4 separate regions of the Homo sapiens genome follow, and all the other regions are linked to region 4. The links are chromatin loops, found by intact Hi-C in ENCODE. Cell type or tissue: CD4-positive, alpha-beta T cell. All regions are shown on one strand. Links, peaks and the distances in the headings refer to the core of each region. The heading gives the core; the rest is flanking DNA.

What was found. A loop is a pair of places that touch in the nucleus more often than their neighbours do. Peaks named below come from ENCODE experiments on the same cell type or tissue, not always from the same donor. Only the 100,000 strongest peaks of a DNase experiment are listed, where the experiment ranks them.
Region 1: a loop joins it to region 4, with 4 times the contacts of the local background. A loop is called at or near these places in 5 of 110 quality-filtered maps.
Region 2: a loop joins it to region 4, with 9 times the contacts of the local background. A loop is called at or near these places in 2 of 110 quality-filtered maps.
Region 3: a loop joins it to region 4, with 26 times the contacts of the local background. A loop is called at or near these places in 44 of 110 quality-filtered maps.

What each region holds. Positions count from the first base shown.
Region 1 is chr9:34,008,782-34,013,335 of GRCh38, reverse strand. All of the region lies in intron 2 of UBAP2 (ubiquitin associated protein 2), which reads left to right. Among named protein-coding and RNA genes, the nearest start is that of UBAP2, 38 kb to the left of the region's middle. In CD4-positive, alpha-beta T cell, for the core only: a CTCF peak has its summit at 2,188 (motif pointing left); a DNase peak (open chromatin) is centred at 2,165.
Region 2 is chr9:35,820,614-35,825,167 of GRCh38, reverse strand. The region is part of intron 3 of FAM221B (family with sequence similarity 221 member B); the gene reads left to right. Among named protein-coding and RNA genes, the nearest start is that of FAM221B, 5.8 kb to the left of the region's middle. In CD4-positive, alpha-beta T cell, for the core only: no CTCF peak of the experiment used is centred there; no DNase peak of the experiment used is centred there.
Region 3 is chr9:34,254,583-34,259,136 of GRCh38, reverse strand. It overlaps KIF24 (kinesin family member 24), which reads left to right. Exons shown (of 13, transcript NM_194313.4): 11 at 1,156-3,402; 12 at 3,972-4,065. Among named protein-coding and RNA genes, the nearest start is that of KIF24, 72 kb to the left of the region's middle. RefSeq lists an enhancer at 3,539-4,554. In CD4-positive, alpha-beta T cell, for the core only: no CTCF peak of the experiment used is centred there; no DNase peak of the experiment used is centred there; H3K27ac peaks cover 530 bases.
Region 4 is chr9:34,377,728-34,382,281 of GRCh38, reverse strand. It overlaps SPMIP6 (sperm microtubule inner protein 6), which reads left to right. Exons shown (of 7, transcript NM_032596.4): 4 at 838-913; 5 at 1,151-1,380; 6 at 2,550-2,636; 7 at 3,101-3,263. The coding sequence ends at 2,636. LOC124902144 (a long non-coding RNA gene) reads right to left here and starts at 1,382. Exons shown (of 2, transcript XR_007061464.1): 1 at 992-1,382. RefSeq lists an enhancer at 864-1,469. In CD4-positive, alpha-beta T cell, for the core only: CTCF peaks have their summits at 2,568 and 2,768 (motif pointing right); DNase peaks (open chromatin) are centred at 771, 1,421, 1,901 and 2,731; H3K4me3 peaks cover 2,148 bases.

The sequences.
Region 1 (4,554 bases), core at 406-4,405, 370 kb after region 4:
TCAGGTGATCCACCCAGCTCCGCCTCCCAAAGTGCTGGGATTACAGGCGTGAGCCACTGCAGCAGGTGGTGAGAGTTCTTTTGAATCCGTATAAACCAGGATTTTTGTCCTGGGTCTAGCACTTAGTAATTAGATGAGTTACTTAAATCTCCTTTAACCTCTTTTTTTTTTTTTTTTTTTTTTGAGCTAGAGTCTCACTCTGTTGCCCAGGCTGCAGTGCAGTGGCTTGATCTCGGCTAACGGCAACTGTGCCTCCTGGGTTCAAGTGATTCTCCTGCCTCAGCCTCCAGAGTAGCTGGGACTACACTTGTACATCACCACACCCGGCTAATTTTAGTAGTTTTAGTAGAGAGGGGTTTCACCATGTTGGCCAGGTTAGTCAGTTTTGAATTCCTGACCTCAGGTGATCTGCCCACCTCAGCTTCCCAAACTGCCCGGATTATAGGTGTGAGCCCCTGGGCCTGACCGTGAACCTCAATTTAAAAAAAAAAAAAATACATTGTGAGATTTACGGAAAAGTTGCAATGGGAATATGAATAATTACTGAATACCCTTTTTTCAGATTCCCCAGATTTTAACATTTCTGTCACATCTACTTTATCCTGTTCTCTTCCTTTCCCTACAGTTTATTCCCAGAAACGTTTGACAAGTAGTTGTGAATAAGGTTCTTCTTCACTTAATACCTCAGTGTTTTTTAAAAAACAAGGATCTTTTTACATAATTACAGTACAATTATAAAAAATCAGAACATCTACAGACCATACTTATATTTTTTCAATGGTCCTCATAATGCCTTTTTTTTTTTTTGAGACAGTTTTACTTTGATGCCCAGGCTGTAGTGCAGTGGTGCGATCTCAGCTCACTGCAACCTCCGCCTCCTGGGTTCAAGTGATTCTCCTGCCTCAGCCTCCCGAGTAGCTGGGATTATAGGCATGCGCCACCATGCCTGGCAAATTTTTATATTTTCAGTAGAAACGAGGTTTCGCCATGTTGGCCAGGCTGCTCTCGAACTCCTGACCTTAGGTGATCCGCCTGCCTTGACCTCCCAAAGTGCTGGGATTACAAGCATGAGCCACTGGGCCCAGCTGTAATGTCCTTTTTAGCTAATTAGATTGTGGAATATACATTGTATTCAGATGTCAACTCTCTTGTGAATTTATGTGAAAATTCCACAAAATTATGTGAACATTCCACAATTATGAAGTGATTATAAGAATATTTGAAAATTATGATATAAAATGTCTTAGAAAAGGTATACTTCCTGATCAACTGAAAAAAATATGTAAAGTTAATGCAAAACTGTTGAACATTAATGAGTACAGGCTTAGTAGACTGTTAATGTTTATCTTTGGTGGTGGGCATAAATAATCCTACTTTATTATTATTTCCAATTTTTTTCTGGGTGACAGCTCTAATTAAAAAAAATTTGGATTCATTTGAAAAATTTCACATTTTCCACTGTGAAAGCAGCTTAGTTCGTAATAAGCCATATGAATGGGTAAGAGATCCAGAGGAAGAGCTGTAGTGATGGTACTTTTCTTGGCAAGATATTTTTCAACTTGAGATGTGACCTAGTGTATGTCACTAATGTTTATTGCAGGGGAGGGTGCACTGACCTTGTTTAACTTAAGAATTACCAGTTGATCCTGATTTTTCCTCTTTTTTCCCAAGCTGTACCGACCTCTTGACACTTCCTAGAGCTCAGCCTGGTAACTTCCCTATTATACTCTTATGTTTGGTGCTTTGTTTATCAAATATTTATTGAATTGTTTATCAAAGAAAATTATTTTTTTCTTGACTCAGGGTATTTTATAAAGTTAAAAAAAATACTTAAAGTTCTCATTAAAATTTATTTTCATAAATATGCTAGCACTAGTGTTACTATATTGTTATTGTTAAATGACTATTATGTGTATTGGCTATGCTTTCAGAAGTAGTCTGTCTATCCCTTTTATGAATAAAAAAGATATTACTGAAGAGAAATACAGTATTTGTGTCATATAATACTTAAGCTGAAAAAGCTAAGTCTGAATAAATCAGTCATTGGCATTTACCTTACATATGGCAATGAATAGTGACTTTATAGTTAGAAATGTATGGGTGAAACAGTATCAGAATGATAATGTAGAAACATATATAAGCCCCAGACTGCCCCCTACAGCAAAATGCGATTATTAATAACTATTCTGCTTGAAATATTTGGTGAGATTCTTTCACCCATCAAGTGCTTGTTTGTTAATATTTTAATCGGGTCGGTGTTTCTTTGGTTTTGTAAATTGTGCACGTTTACAAAGCACTGGCTGTTCTCAGGCAGTTTTCAAGTTTAAATATTCTTGCCTTTAGGGTCATTATTTGTTCCTGGTTCCCCCACTCTGCCATTACTTTTTCATACTTTTTCCACAAAGATTTCAGCCATACTCCCTGACTTTGGTTTATCTTCTACTCTGACATATCTGCATGAAGTAGTTTCTGTCTGAAATGTCTTGAAACCAGGGATGTTCTTATAATAATACTTACTGTGCAGTGAGTGGATAGCCACAAGTAATCCATAATTTTACTTTTTAAAAAAAAATGTTTGTTGTAGCTCCTGTTTAACACATCTACCACCCCAAGCCGCCGCCTGTACTCCTTTTCTGTCTGCCAAAATCCCTCCCCACAATGCTTTATTATGAAAATGGTCACAGATGAAGAAAAGTTGAGAGTTGTACAGTCAATATCCATATGTTCTATTACCTTTTTGCTCTATTTGTTTTATCACATCTGTTTAGCCAGCCATTATTTTATCTAAGTTTTTAATGCTTTTCAAAGTGAATTAAATGATTAATGGTACTCTTAATCACTTCAGAATGGATGTCATTGACTAGGGTGTATTATTTGTTTATTGTCTTTTTTTTTTTTTTTTTTTTTTATGAGGCAGAGTTTCTGCCCTTGTTGCCTAGGCTGGAGTGCAGTGGCGCGATCTGGGCTCACTGCAACCTCCATCTCCCAGGTTCAAGTGATTTTCCCACCTCAGCCTCCTGAGTAGCTGGGATTACAGGCACCTGCCATCATGACTGGCTAATTTTTCTATTTTTAGTTGAGACGGGGTTTCACCATGTTGGCCAGGATGGTCTCAAACTCCTGACCTCAGGTGATCTGCCCGCCTTGACCTCCCAAAGTGCTGGGATTACAGGTGTGAGCCACTGTGCCTGGCTGTTTTTTTTTTTTTTTTTTAATAGACAGGACCTCGGGCTGGGCGTGGTGGCTCATGCCTGTAATCCCAGCACTTTGGGAGGCCAAGGCAGGTAGATCACCTGAGGTCAGGAGTTTGAGACCAGCCTGACCAAGATGGAGAAACTCCGTCTCTACTAAACATACAGAATTAGCCAAGCATGGTGGCACATGCCTGTAATCCCAGCTACTTGGGAGGCTGAAGCAGGAGAATCTCTTGAACCCAGGAGGCGGAAGTTGCGATGAGCAGAGATCCCACCATTGTACTCCAGCCTGCACAACAAGAGCGAAACTCTGTCTCAAAAAAAAAAAAAAAAAAGGAAATATAAGTCATTTATTTTTCATTTGTTACATGGAATATTTACATAGATTGTTTCCTGCTGGGCATGGTGGCTTACTCCAGTAGTCCCAGCAGAGGTGGGAGGATTGCTTGAGTCCAGGAGTTCGAGACCAGCCTGAGTAACGTAGTGAGACCTGTCTCTACAAAAATTACAAACTTCTTATACTGTATGGTAGGATAAGTGCTTGAATCTATTGGCTTACCAATTAATAAAAAAACATTTTGAACCGGGACATGGTGGCTAACACCTGTAATCTCAACACTTTGGGAGGCTGAGGTGGGAGGATTGTTTGAGCTCTGGAGTTCAAGACCATCCTGGGCCAAGTAGCGAGACCCTGTCTCCATAAAAAATATTTTTTAAAAAATTTATAAGAAAAAAACCTTTTTGGCCAGGTGTGGTGGCTTGCGTCTGTAATCCCAGCACTTTGGGAGGCTGAGACGGGTGGATCACCTGAGGCCAGGGGTTCGAGACCAGCCTGGCCAACATTACAAAACCCCATCTCTACTAAAAATAGAAAAATTAGCTGGCCGTGGTGGTGTGCACCTGTAATCCCAGCTACTTGAAGGGTGAGGCACAAGAATCACTTGAACCCAGGAGGCAGAGGTTGCAGTGAGCCGAGACTGTGCCACTGTGCTCCAGTGTGGGCGACAGAGCAAGATTCTGTCTCAAAAAAAAAACAAAACAAAACACCAAATTTTTAGGGAAAAATTATTTTGGAATAATTTTAAGAGTTGTAAAAAAGTTGCAAAGAACGATAGAGATAGAGATATATTCACCCCGCTATCCTAAATGTTAACTTTTTTTTTTTTTTTTTTTTTTTTTTGAGACAGTCTCGCTGTGTCGCCAGGCTGGAGTGCAGTGGCGTGACCTTGGCTCACTGCAACCTCTGCCTTGTGGGTTCAAGCCATTCTCCTGCCTCAGCCTCCAAAGTAGTTGGGACTACAGGCGCACACCACTGTGCTCAGCTAATTTTTGTTTTTTCAGTAGAGACGGGGTTTCACCA
Region 2 (4,554 bases), core at 408-4,407, 1.4 Mb before region 4:
ATCTGGGAACCTGAACATTCAGCAGATAGCTTCCCCTTTTGGAAATGGCTATACCACCTGCCTGGAAAAGGAGCAGGCAAGTGGGCCAAGGAATACAAGGGTGGATGCAGACAAAAAGTGGGGAGATTCATATAAAGCCCAGGTAGAGACAGGTAGCTGAACTAAAATTATTAAACACAGAAGGGTCGGCTGGGCGCGGTGGCTCACGCCTGTAATCCCAGCACTTTGGGAGGCCGAGATGGGCGGATCACGAGGTCAGGAGATCGAGACTGTCCTGGGTAACACGATGAAACCCCGTCTCTACTGAAAATACAAAAAATTAGCCGGGCGTGGTGGCAGGTGCCTGTAGTCCCAGCTACTCGGGAGGCTGAGGCAGGAGAATGGCGTGAACCCGGGAGGTGGAGCTTGCAGTGAGCCGAGATTGCGCCACTGCACTCCAGCCTGGGCAACAGAGCGAGACTCCGTCTCAAAAAAAAAAAAAAACCAAAAAACAAAAAACAAAAAAAAACAGAAGGGTCATGGCCCACCCCAGATATAGGGCCCAGAGAGCCTACAGACCCTAAAGCAGAGATGGCCCAGGACCCTGGACAGTCCCCAGGAGACTTGCTGTTCTGACATGACAAAGACCTTAGTCCCTTTGGTGGAACTCCATTAAAAGGCTGTCACCCCTGCATGCCAGGCCCATGCTGGGTACCCAAAAGCTTTGAGTTCTGTTACCAAAGGGGAGACCTGTGTCCTCTGGCCCTGCTGTTTCCAAGCCTCAGCCTGTGATTAGTACTCTTGACAGTCCTGTTAGTGGCATGCTGCGTACAGATGAACTTGCAAAAACATGCCATCCTATGCATGAGCATGCCTACCTGTGTTATGGAAATTCATGTCTATAGGGATTACCTTCAGTAAGAGGGCCACCCTGACCTGCTATAAGGATTCTGGTCTTTCTAGACTGAATTCAATAGATGTTATGACATTTATTTTGGTCCTTCATACTTCCTTTCCCTTTATGATGGGAATAGAGCTACGATGACAGGCCTAAAACATAAAGACAAGCAGGTAATTCTAAATGCTTATCCCTCCTCCATGAAATTTACTTTCCCCTTTCCCATGCAGGGACCCTCCACCTCCCCACCCTTGCCCTCCCGCCCCACCACCAACTTTGTTTGCTTATGTTAACATATTCGGTTACTCTTATTTTCTTGCAAATTCTGGCTGGCAAGGTGGCTCACATCTGTAATCCCAAAACTTTGGGAGGCTGAGGCAGGAGGATCACTTAATTGCCCAGGAGTTAGACAGTGAGGACAAGACAGTGAGACCCTATCTCTACAAAAATAAAATAAAATAATCCAGACATAGTGGTGCACACCTGTGGCCCCAGCTACTTAGTAGGCTGAGGTGGGCAGATTACTTGAGCCCAGGAGGTCAAGGCTGCAGTGAGCCGTGATTGTGCCAGTGTATTCCAGCCTGGGTGACAGAATGTCTCAAAAAAAAAAATGCAGGATGTGTTCAGTCCTCTTATTCCCCTACTCAGAACCTCCTGTCTACTCCCTACTCCTCAAGCCCACTGTATTTCTTTTTCTTCTTCAAATTGAACTTCTTCATCTTCCTGTTTAAACAGGAAGTTTTATAAAGAAATTCATGTCATTCAACCCCGAACAATTATATTTGAGGTCCCCTCCTAATAGTGGGGATGTTGAGTCCTGGGTAGTCCATAACAGTATATGTGATGTGTACAGAAATATCAAGTGTAACCTTTGTTTTTATTCATTCGACAAACATTTATTGAGCACCAACTATGTGCCAGGCATTGAGCTAGCTATGGAAGTGGTAATGCTGATGGGGGTTCAAAGACAAAATACTTGGCACTCTAATGAGAGATACCAATAAGTACAAGGACAATTATAATTCACTCTAATAATTGCTATAATCAAGGTTATCCTAGACTGCTGCATGAGCAGAAAAAAAAGGGGCATCTTATCTGGAGTGCTTGAGGAATAGTAAGCCTTGGAAGGAATGACTTCTCAGCTGATATCTGTAAGATGAGTAAGAAGAGGTGGCCAAGTAAAGAGTGCTGTAAGATGAGACATGACAGGGCAAGGCACAGCAGGAATCTATAGCAATGCACTATGCCTGATGCATAGAGTGGTGGGGAGAAGAGCCCACTCTGCTCTAGAAGGGCAGAATTGTGCAGGAATTTCTGTGCCAAGTTAAAAGCTAGAATTATATCCTGAGGGCAACTGAGAGTCACTAGAAGGTTTTAAGTAGGACAATAACATGAACGAATTTCTGTTTCTGCAAGATCACTCTGGCAATAGGGTAGACTGGAGAAAGACAAGACTGGAGTTGTGAGGCTAAGAGAGGAGGTATGGAAAGGCAAGTGAATACATTGTGAGGCACTGGTCATAACCAGGAAAGAAGTAGATGGGCTTAGGTGGAGAGAAGTGGACAGGTTCAAGAAATGCTAACAGGCCGAGCGCAGCGGCTACCACCTGTAATCCCAGCACTTTGGGAGGCCAAGGGGTGGATCACCTGAGGCTAGGAGCTCGAGACCAGCCTGGACAACATGGTGAAACCCCGTCTCTATTAAAAATACAAAAAATTAGCCGGGTGTGGTGGCGGACACCTGTAATCCCAGCTACTTGGGAGGCTGAGGCAGGAGAATTGCTTGAACCCAGGAGGTGGAGGTTGCAGTGAGCCGAGGTTGCACCACTGCACTCCAGCCTAGGCAACAGAGCGAGACTCTGTCAAAAAAGAAAGAAAAGAAACAAGAAAAGTAGGGAAAAGAAAAGAAAAGCTAACAAAGTGAAACTGACCATTGGAACAGTGGATGTATAGGATAAGAGAGAGGGAAATGCCTGGAGTGCCACCAGTTTTTGGCATAAGTAAGTGGTAGGATAATGGTGCCATTAACTGAATGCCTAGAAAAGGGTAGATGCTTGGTAGGCATGTGTTGGATGAACAGAGGACAAAGGATGAGAGCCAGGTTTGGAGGGAATAATTGGGCATAAGACATTTGAAGTGCTTATGAAACATGCTGGCCCAAGAGTCTAGTAGACAGCTGGCTATATGGGTCTGAAGCTCAGGAGAGAGGGCTAGGCTGGAGACATTGTTCCTGTAAAGACAGCCATGTGTTTTATGGAGACATACTATGCATAAAGAGATGTCATCATGCAAATGTGATTATGTGATTGTGGAACTGGACTGTGTTAGACAGAATCAAAATGGCATCCCAAATAATGTCTCCTCCCCCGCCAGGCCTTGTCCACCCACAACAGGAAGGGAGTTTGGAATCAGGACAGAGAGTAGAGGGTCCCACTGGAATCCACAGCCACCTTCCAATTGTCCCACTTTAAGAGCACTAACACTTGTAACAGAATCTGAAGTATAGTTGCCAGTCTCCCTGTTCAAACTCCAGTCTTCTTCATCTGAATGCTGGGCACTGATTCCTACACTAGTGCTTGGACTTGACTGCCCCCCGGCCCTCCGAGCAGGCCTTGATCTTTGGGCCTCACCTCCTGCTTTTTTAATGTATCCTGCTACTCCAGACAGAATTCGGAACTCCTCTAGTGGAATCCTGGCTCCCGCCCACCTGCATTGTGACTGCCTATACCTTGCTCTCTCAACAAAGCCTCCCTGGTGTAAGGGGGCACTGGCACTACAGGCAATCAGCATCAAGACAGAAGAAGCAAAGCCAAAAGCCACATCTAGACAGGCTTTAGATCCTGACAGACTATGGGTAAGACAAGAAAACTTAATCTGAGGCACGGAATTGTGAATTGTGGCCCTGACCACAGTCAAAGACCAGATGATGCCACTCTCCTTATTCATGTTATGGAACCTCAGGGTTATGCCTGAATACTGGCTCTCTCTTCCTCTTGAAGGAATGAGCTCAATTGTTTAATCAGGCAATCTACGTTCTCTCAGCAACCATTTTGTGCCAGGCCTTGTGCTAGGATGAGAGATACGGGTGAAAAGACAGCTCCCTTGAAGAACTCATGGACTAATAGGAATACAAGGGAATGATCTATTATAATGCAGTGTACTGCAACAGGAGTAGCACAAGGAGCTATGGATGGCAATAGGAGGGGCCCAGACAGACAGGGGAAGTCAGGGACACCTTTTTGGTGGAGGTGACATTTCAGTTGAGCCTTTAATTGGGACTAAGAATCCTACACCTGGCAGTCCCACTGCATGGGGCCTCATACAGGATTCTTGGCTAGAAGTTGGGGTACTCTCAGTTCTCATGGAGAATGAGAAAATCTGAATTGGAGGTGCCATCTGGTTATCCTCCCTCAGTTGCACAGCACCACCCTCACCTCAAGACTAGTCACGAAGCCAGGGATTCAGACCTCACTGCTGAACACCAGCTCTCGAGGGTTGTGACCTCTTGCTGGTGCCTACTCTCAGGGACACTTCTTAGCCTCACTTTCCTTTCCACGCCTCCTTGCTTAGCCTCAAAATATATAATTTTTGGTCTTCACCACTCATGACTGCTACCTACCCCTTTCTCCTGACCCTTGAAGAACCTTTGGCAGCCCTTCTTAGGTACACAGAGAGCAT
Region 3 (4,554 bases), core at 381-4,380, 120 kb after region 4:
CCAGAGAAGGGTAGGATCTTTCCAAAGGCTCACTAGGAGTTGGTGTCAGAGCCAGCAACTCTTGACTGCCTGGCCAGGCCTCTTTGTGGGTGACTGTGGTATCTGCTGGGATCCCTTCCATCTCTCACCCTGTGGTCACATGTGCTCTCCTAGTAGGTAAGATGTTTTTGATTGCCATGACTGGGAAGAAGTGCTACTGGCATCTAGTGAGCAGAGGCCAAGGATGCTGCTAAACATCCTTCAAGAAATAATTATCTGGTACAAAATGTCAATAGTGCTAAGGTTGAGAAACCCTGGGAATAGACAAGTCATTTTTCCTTTCATGGAATGAGCACAAGCCTGTGTATTTCTGGAGGTTTTGCTTCCTGAGGTCCCAGCAGGTTTGAGGGAACTCATCTTCCTAGAGAAGCCTGAAAGGGGGTGGTTTGCAGAAAAAGAGGACTCTGTGGAATTGCAGGTAAGTGGTGGACACGAACTCCTGAGTTGGCCTCTCTCCAGGAAGCAGTGTGGGCCCTGCATAAACACAGTGCACTTCTGAGACTGGCGTCTCTGGCCTGTCCCTTACATGGGGCTGTGGTGATTTCCAAAAGGCTTCTTCTGATCATGGAATGTTGGGTGCATGCTTACATCCTCAGAGAAGACACTGTTCTTTCTCGTTTGTTTTTTAAAGACAGAGTCTCACCCTGTCACCCAGGCTGGAGTGTAATAGTGTGATCATGGCTCACTGCAGCCTTGAACTCCAGGGCTCAAGCAATATTCCCCGCCTCAGCCTCCCAAGTAGCTGGGCCTACAGACACGCATCACCATGTCTGGCTAATTTTTTTATTTCTAGTAGAGATGAGGTCTTGCTCTGTTGCCCAGGTTGGTCTTGAATTCCTGGGCTCAAACAGTCCTCCTGCCTCAACCTCCCAAAGTGCTGAGATTACAGATGTGAGCCACTACAACCAGCCAACACTGCTCTTTTTCATTCAGGTACAGAGGGATATCTCATGCTGAAACAGAATGTTCCCTTTTCCTCTTATTCTATCCCAGATAAAGAAATAACTCCCAATCCTTGTAATACTTTTCTTTGGTTTTTGTTTTCCCAGAAAGCTATAGAAAAGGAATTGCAGAACATGTGAAAATACACATTTAACATAAAATGATTATTTACAGGGTCAAAGAACTAAAGAAAGGCATTAAGTGTTGCACTTCAGTTACCAGTCGAAATCGGACATCTGGAAACTCCTCTCCAAAACGAATTCAGAGCTCCCCTGGGGCTTTGTCAGAGGACAAATGTTCTCCCAAAAAAGTCAAGCTGGGATTTCAGCAGTCACTCACAGTGGCAGCCCCTGGTTCCACGAGAGGGAAGGTCCATCCTCTGACCAGCCACCCACCCAACATTCCTTTTACTTCTGCACCTAAGGTCTCTGGTAAAAGGGGTGGCTCCAGAGGGAGTCCTTCACAAGAGTGGGTCATTCATGCTAGCCCTGTGAAAGGAACTGTGCGCTCTGGACATGTGGCCAAAAAAAAGCCAGAAGAGTCAGCACCATTGTGCTCTGAGAAAAATCGAATGGGCAACAAAACTGTCCTTGGGTGGGAAAGCAGGGCCTCAGGCCCAGGAGAAGGCCTAGTGCGTGGTAAGCTGTCCACCAAGTGCAAGAAAGTGCAGACAGTGCAGCCAGTACAGAAGCAGCTTGTGTCTCGAGTTGAGCTCTCCTTTGGCAACGCCCACCACAGGGCTGAGTACAGTCAAGACAGCCAGAGGGGCACGCCTGCTAGGCCTGCCTCTGAAGCTTGGACAAACATCCCGCCACATCAGAAGGAGAGGGAGGAACATCTGCGTTTCTATCACCAGCAGTTCCAACAGCCACCTCTCCTCCAACAGAAGTTAAAATACCAACCACTGAAAAGGTCTTTACGCCAGTACAGGCCCCCAGAGGGTCAGCTCACGAATGAGACTCCGCCTCTGTTCCACTCTTACTCTGAAAACCATGATGGAGCCCAAGTAGAGGAACTTGATGACAGTGATTTCAGTGAAGATTCTTTTTCACACATCTCTAGTCAGAGGGCCACAAAGCAAAGGAACACCCTGGAGAATAGCGAAGACTCATTCTTCCTGCACCAGACGTGGGGACAGGGTCCTGAGAAGCAGGTGGCAGAAAGACAGCAGAGTCTGTTTTCTAGCCCCAGGACAGGTGACAAGAAAGATCTAACTAAAAGCTGGGTGGACTCCAGGGACCCCATAAACCACAGAAGAGCAGCACTCGATCACAGCTGCAGCCCAAGTAAGGGGCCCGTGGACTGGAGCAGAGAGAACTCTACTTCCTCAGGGCCTTCTCCCAGAGACAGCCTGGCAGAGAAGCCATACTGTTCACAGGTAGATTTCATATATAGACAGGAAAGAGGTGGAGGCTCTTCCTTTGATCTCAGAAAGGATGCCTCCCAAAGTGAGGTTTCTGGGGAGAATGAGGGCAACTTGCCATCCCCAGAGGAAGATGGTTTCACTATCTCATTGTCCCACGTTGCAGTTCCTGGATCCCCAGACCAAAGAGACACAGTCACCACACCTCTGAGAGAAGTCAGTGCAGACGGCCCAATCCAGGTGACCAGCACTGTGAAAAACGGTCATGCTGTCCCAGGAGAGGATCCTAGGGGGCAGTTAGGCACGCATGCTGAATATGCTTCTGGACTCATGTCTCCCCTCACCATGTCCCTCCTGGAGAACCCAGACAACGAAGGGTCTCCTCCCTCGGAGCAGCTGGTCCAGGATGGGGCTACGCACAGTCTAGTGGCAGAGAGCACAGGGGGCCCAGTTGTGAGCCACACAGTGCCATCTGGTGATCAAGAGGCAGCCTTGCCAGTGTCTTCAGCAACTAGGCACCTGTGGCTGTCCTCATCTCCCCCTGATAATAAGCCTGGTGGTGATCTTCCAGCTCTGTCCCCATCACCCATCCGTCAGCACCCAGCTGACAAGCTGCCCAGCAGGGAGGCAGACCTAGGAGAGGCCTGCCAGAGCAGAGAGACTGTACTTTTCTCCCACGAACACATGGGTAGTGAGCAGTATGATGCTGATGCAGAGGAGACGGGGCTGGATGGCTCCTGGGGTTTCCCAGGAAAGCCCTTCACCACCATACATATGGGGGTACCCCATTCTGGACCTACACTCACCCCACGAACAGGAAGTAGTGATGTGGCTGACCAGCTCTGGGCCCAGGAGAGAAAACATCCTACAAGGCTTGGTTGGCAGGAGTTTGGTTTGTCCACAGACCCCATCAAGTTGCCCTGCAACAGTGAAAATGTCACATGGCTCAAACCCAGGCCGATCTCAAGGTGCTTAGCAAGGCCAAGTTCTCCCTTGGTTCCCAGCTGCTCTCCCAAGACTGCAGGGACACTCCGTCAGCCCACCCTGGAGCAAGCGCAGTAAGTTGGACACTTTCCCTAAGACTTGAGCCCCTTTGGCACCCACCCTCCACTCCAGCTTACTGTTTTGTCATGGACAAAGAGAAGCCATGCAGGGGTACGCAGGTGAGCTAGTCTGCTTCTAGCTCCAACCCTCTGCTTTGGTCCCGGGCCCTCCACAGGAAGTAGAAATGATAGCAGACCAGGCAATAGGCTCCATCTTGTGCCAAGTATGCCAGTTGCAGTCACAGCCTTGAGAGCCTTTCTGCAGGGAAGCTGTGGGAAATGGGCAGCTCCTGTGGAAGAGCAGCAGCACCCAGCCCTGCCCCCTCAGTACAGCTGGGGAGGCAGGAGACAACTTGGGAAGCCCCTGTCTCCCTCCCTGTATCTCGTTGGTACTCCGTAATTCCTTACCTAATCCTGAGAAAGAGCAGGTGAGGGGGAGCTGGTTGGTAAGCTGGCCTTGGTGAAAACCTTGACCATTTTCGGCAGAGGCAGCTCTCAGCTTACAAATGAGATCACCTCCAGAAAGCTACCCAGGAGAGGCTGGGAGGCCAGGAAGATCACAGTGTTCTCTCTGGTGTTCCCAGGCAGGTGGTCATCCGAGCACACCAGGAACAGCTGGATGAAATGGCTGAGCTCGGCTTCAAGGAGGAGACGCTGATGAGCCAGCTGGCTTCTAATGTAAGTAGCCCTGGCTGGACACTCACAGGCTGTTGGGAATTAGCCTGCAGCTAATTTGATGGTCATCCTTGTTTGCTGTGGCTGTGTGTGGGGAAAGGGTCTCCTGGCACACACTAACCATAACTGAGGCCTCACACCTCCTCTTGCCACGCCTTTGAGACATCTTGAGTATAGGTACAGGTGGGAGATGGTGCAACACTCGCCTTTTCCAGGCTAAAATGTTTCCAGCCTCTATCCTCAGCTGCTCTGCCTTCCTAGCGGTTTGTCGGGGCCCCTCCCTGTGACTAACAGTGACCAGTCTGCTGCCTACCACACGTAGGTATTTCTACCAAATACCCTTCTGCCTTACAAAATACTCCTCTGCTTGGAAAGTGTCTCGAATGCAGAGCAGCAGGCCCCACCCTGTGCCATAGCAACTATCCTACATGTTCTCCCGCTGGAAGAGTGGCCTGGGTTCTGAAACTTTCCTGCCAGAGGAGGGACTGAAAA
Region 4 (4,554 bases), core at 378-4,377:
GAAAAAGGAACCCAAAAGTAGGGCTGTGCTGGGCCCCTGGCTCTCAATCTCTGGGGATTGGGTGCCCTGGGCTCCAATCCCTGGCTGGGCTCTGTAGGGACATGACTGGTGTGCACTCCTTGATATACTACCTTTCCGAAGCTTGCCAGCTGGCCCCTCCCCATATAGTCTGGCCTCTGTGATACTGGGGCTAGCCAAGGAGTCAGTGATACAATGAATCTCCCTGCTCCACCTTCTCCTCCTTTGTGATGTGAGCACAGACGGAAGGAGAAAGACTAAGGCTACTCAATAGCAGTGCAGATACAGGAGAGTCTTCCAAGGACATAGGAGAAGGTCCAGCCACGGCCGCAAACTCAAGGGCACCTGAGAGGACCCAAAACCAGAGCCGGGGCTCTTAACTGCAGGCTGATGGCTGACCCTGGGTTGATGGAACCCTTTTGAATTAGAACTTCCTCAAGAATCGAATCTTTCACAAGTTCTCCGGAATGACAAGCAATATTGAAAACCCCCTATTAGAGAGACACCCAGACACAGCTAAACAGAGTCAGCTAGACAAAGAGGGGTAAAATCAAAGGCAAACGCTGAGACAGGGTTGTCACAGGCCCAGGAGCCAAACCCCATCCACCTTCAGCCCTTCCTACCCCACCCCGCCCCTGTTGGCGATGTAAAAGCGTTGCCCGGTGACAGCCGCCAACACAGAGCCCTGGAGAGGTGGGGAGCTGCTGAAGGGCGGGAGAAGTTGCGGCGTGGCGATAGGTCTGGGTGTTCTGGGAGGACCCCTAAAAGGGAGCAGCTCTGCCAGGTCAGAGCTTGAGGTAGCATGTGTGCCGCTTCCAGGAGGCCAGGATGGAGACAGCAGTTCGAGGAATGCCCTTGGAATGCCCTCCTAGGCCGGAGCGGCTCAATGCCTACGGTAAAGAGTGGTAGTGGGGCGTTGGAAAGAACGGGTGGAGAGGGTTGGGGAAGGCCGGGAGGAGGGCGGGATGGGTACCTGAAGGACGGGGAGGAGGCCGAGGGTCCTGGAGAGGGTGGAACCCTGAATCTATCCGTCCTGGCTTTTGTCTCCGCCTCACTCTGTCCGTGACTCGGCCTCTTCCCATCCCTGTGCATCTGTCTTTGGGTCTCCTGCGCTGGGGACCCGCGGGAGCAGAGCGCGAAGTGATGGTGAACATGCTGAACTCACTGTCGCGGAACCAGCAGCTGCCGCGGATCACGCCCCGATGCGGGTGCGTGGACCCGCTGCCCGGCCGCCTGCCCTTCCATGGTTACGAAAGTGCTTGCTCGGGCCGCCACTACTGTCTGCGCGGGATGGACTACTACGCCAGCGGGGCGCCCTGCACCGACCGCCGCCTGCGGCCTTGGTGCCGGGAGCAACCGACTGTAAGGTTCGCAGGGCTCCGCCCGCCTCAGCCGGGCTCCACCCCACACAAGCCCCGCCCCAGAACCCCGCCCCCTTCCAGCCCGGCCAGCTTCCGTGCAGGCCCCCAGCCTGCTCTAGCCCCGCGCTGCACGCTCTCGAGGCCCTGCCGTGTCCCGCCCTCGGGCTCCAAGGCCTGAACTAACAACTGAGGCGGGAGAACCAGCACGAAGGTTACTCCAAGTCCCCGACCCCTGTCCCTCTCAAACTGGGCTCAAGGTCAACCTGGCCTCTCTATATGCTCTGGAGGTCCCGTCAGAGGGTTTTTGAGGAAGAAACCCCGCACATCAGTCGCATCCTCTTCCCCCATCTCCTTGGCCCTGCCCCCTTTCCTGGACTCCTGGCCCTAGAGACGCAGGTTCTAGCCTGTGGAGTGCCCTGCGTTCTCAGAAAAATGTCCTCTCTTGCTGGTCCCCCGTCACCGTCGGTAGTGGGTGCGGTCATTCCTGGGGGCTACGTGAGCCGGGAAATGGTGACCACTTTACCAGAATGGCTCTGGCCTCCTCGGATCCCGCACCACCTGCGGAGGTAGGCACCCTCGCGTGTTACTGCTAAGAAAACTGAGGCCCGAGCGCACAGCTGGAGCCCAGACTGCAGCTCGGCATTCGTCCTGCACGCGGCGGCAGCCAAGCCTGGGAGAACTTTGTCCGCGGTAGCCCAGAGAGCTGTGCAGTGGGGGTCCATAGTGATCCCCCGCCCCTCTCCAGGCCGAGAGAGCCTGATTCATTGTGCAAGACTGAGTCTTATCCCTCTCAAGGGCATAGGGGAGTGGGAAAGTGTCTGAGCCTCTAGGAAGCTCAGAAATGATGCCTCGTCCTACTGCTGGAGAAATTGCTGTCCAGTGGCGGGGATCCGGTGGTTCCAGGTCCTCAACGCCCGGAGCCCGACCTTCCCCAGGGTCCAGCGCTCTTTCCTCAACGGCAGAAATGAGGCCTTGCCGGGAGGGAGTCTTCCAAGGGGGGTTCCCGAATCGGTGCTGCAGTGGGGGTTTTGAAGGGTGAGGAAGAAGGAGAGGAGGATTTCCGAGCCTTGGGACGGACACCTGAAGCGCCGCCCAGGGGCTTGGTCTAAATCGGGGGATGAGAGTCAAAAGGCCCAACCCCTCCATGCTCGCGGCTTCCTCCTTCTCCAGATGTGTACCTCCCTACGAGCACCGGCCCGGAATGCAGTGTGCTGTTACAACTCCCCCGCCGTCATACTACCCATATCCGAACCTTAGGTAAGTCTAACGCGCACACACTCATTTGCACACGCACCCTGAAGGCTTGGTGAGGCGGGGCTGGGGGAGGATGTCTGGTAGACGGGATGAGAACGCTCCGCGGTGCACTGACAGGCACATACCACGAGGGGGAGCTAGTGGCATGGAGCAGTCAAAGGTGGTAAGGACAGAGGACCTTAAGAGAGGGCTAGGAGGCCGGTATTGAAGGGTTACAGGTTGGCAGTGGGCTTACAGCCAAAGGCGTTGGTTCAGAGCTTGAAGTAATGAGTAAGAAGTCGATGTTAAGGAGGAAATATTGGGTATCAGCAACTTAACAGTAGAACCTAAGGTCAGGAGGTCAGTATTGGAACCCAAGGTCAGTGCTATAGACAAAGTGTAGGGATAAGGTTAGCATTGCAAACTGGAGTCAGATATTCACTTTGACATATGAGGATCCAAAACGGCTGACCCATCTCTTCCTGTAGATGGGACACAAGTCACTTCAAGAAGTCTGGTGGTCCCCAGAGAAACAACTATGTTATCCATCCTGAGTTTGTGTCTGAGACCTATCCCGACTATCGTTGCTGGTAGAGCCTGGGCTTGCTGTGCCAAGGGGGCAGAGCAATAAATAAACTCTTCAACCCCAAAGCCTGCCTCCTGTGTCCTTACCCAGCAGGATCTGGAAGTGAAGGGCCAGTCACTCAGGCCTCTATCAAACCCCTTCAACTGAGATGCAATTTTTCTCAAAGTCACCCTTCCCTGGGCCCTTCCAACCCCATCATCTCAGTACATCCCTGAGTGCCCTCCTGACACAGAACAGTAGCCTTATATCCAGCTGCTATCCTCCTCCCCTGAATCCCAGAGCCCAAACGGATGGGTCCACCCTGCAATGCAGGCAGGAGCCATCTACTTTCCACCCCACGAAGACCCTCCAGCTAACATTTCTTCAGTATGCTCCCAAACTTAGATGCCCTCCCACTCATCAGAGGACCCAGAATCCTTCCTTCCACAGTCAAAGACCTATCCCTACACCCAAAGCTCTTGATCTCTGCTTCCAGGAGTCCCCATCACAGCCTCCCAAAAGCCTCTCTGTGCTCAGACACCCTTGCTGCACAAGGTGTGTCCCCCATTCCAAGTCCAACTGGTCAAAACATAATTTTGGAGGGTCTCATGACAAAGAAATTTCAAGTTGCAAAACAAAGCCCTGTTTCTCTGCCCCTCAGGGAGCGAGAAGGGGCCATTCTAAAATCTCTGTGATCTTCAGTATTTTTATTTCTGCATCAAATAGATATGAAACCAGCTGGGTGCAGAGGCTCACACCTGTAATCTCACCACTTTGGGAGGCAGAGGCAGGAGGATCACTTGAGCCCAGGAATTCGATACCAGCTGGGGCAACATAAAGAGACCCCTTCTCTACAAAAAAATTTAAAAATTAGCAGGGTATGGTGGCACACACATGTGGTCCAAGTTACTCAGGAGCCTGAGGCGGGAGGGGATAGCTTGAACCAAGGACATTGAGGCTGCAGTGAGCTATGTTAACGCCACTGCACTCCAGCCTGGGCGACAGAGCGAGACCCTCTCTCAAAAAAATAAAGACCGGACGCGGTGGCCCACACTTGTAATCCCAGCACTTTGGGAGGCCGAGGCAGGTAGATCACCTGAGGTCAGGAGTTTGAGACCAGCCTGACCAACATGGTGAAACTCTGTCTCTACTAAAAATACAAAATTAGCCAGGCGCGGTGGTGCGTGCCTGTAATCCCAGCTACTTGGGAGGCTGAGGCAGGAGAATTGCTTGAACCCGGGAGGCGGAGTTTGCAGTGAGCTGAGATCGTGCCATTGTACTCCAGCCTGGGCAACAAGAACGAAACTCAAAAATAAATAAATATAAAAATAAAATAAAATAAAAAAGAAATGAAACCTCAGAGTCTTGCCCAGCCCC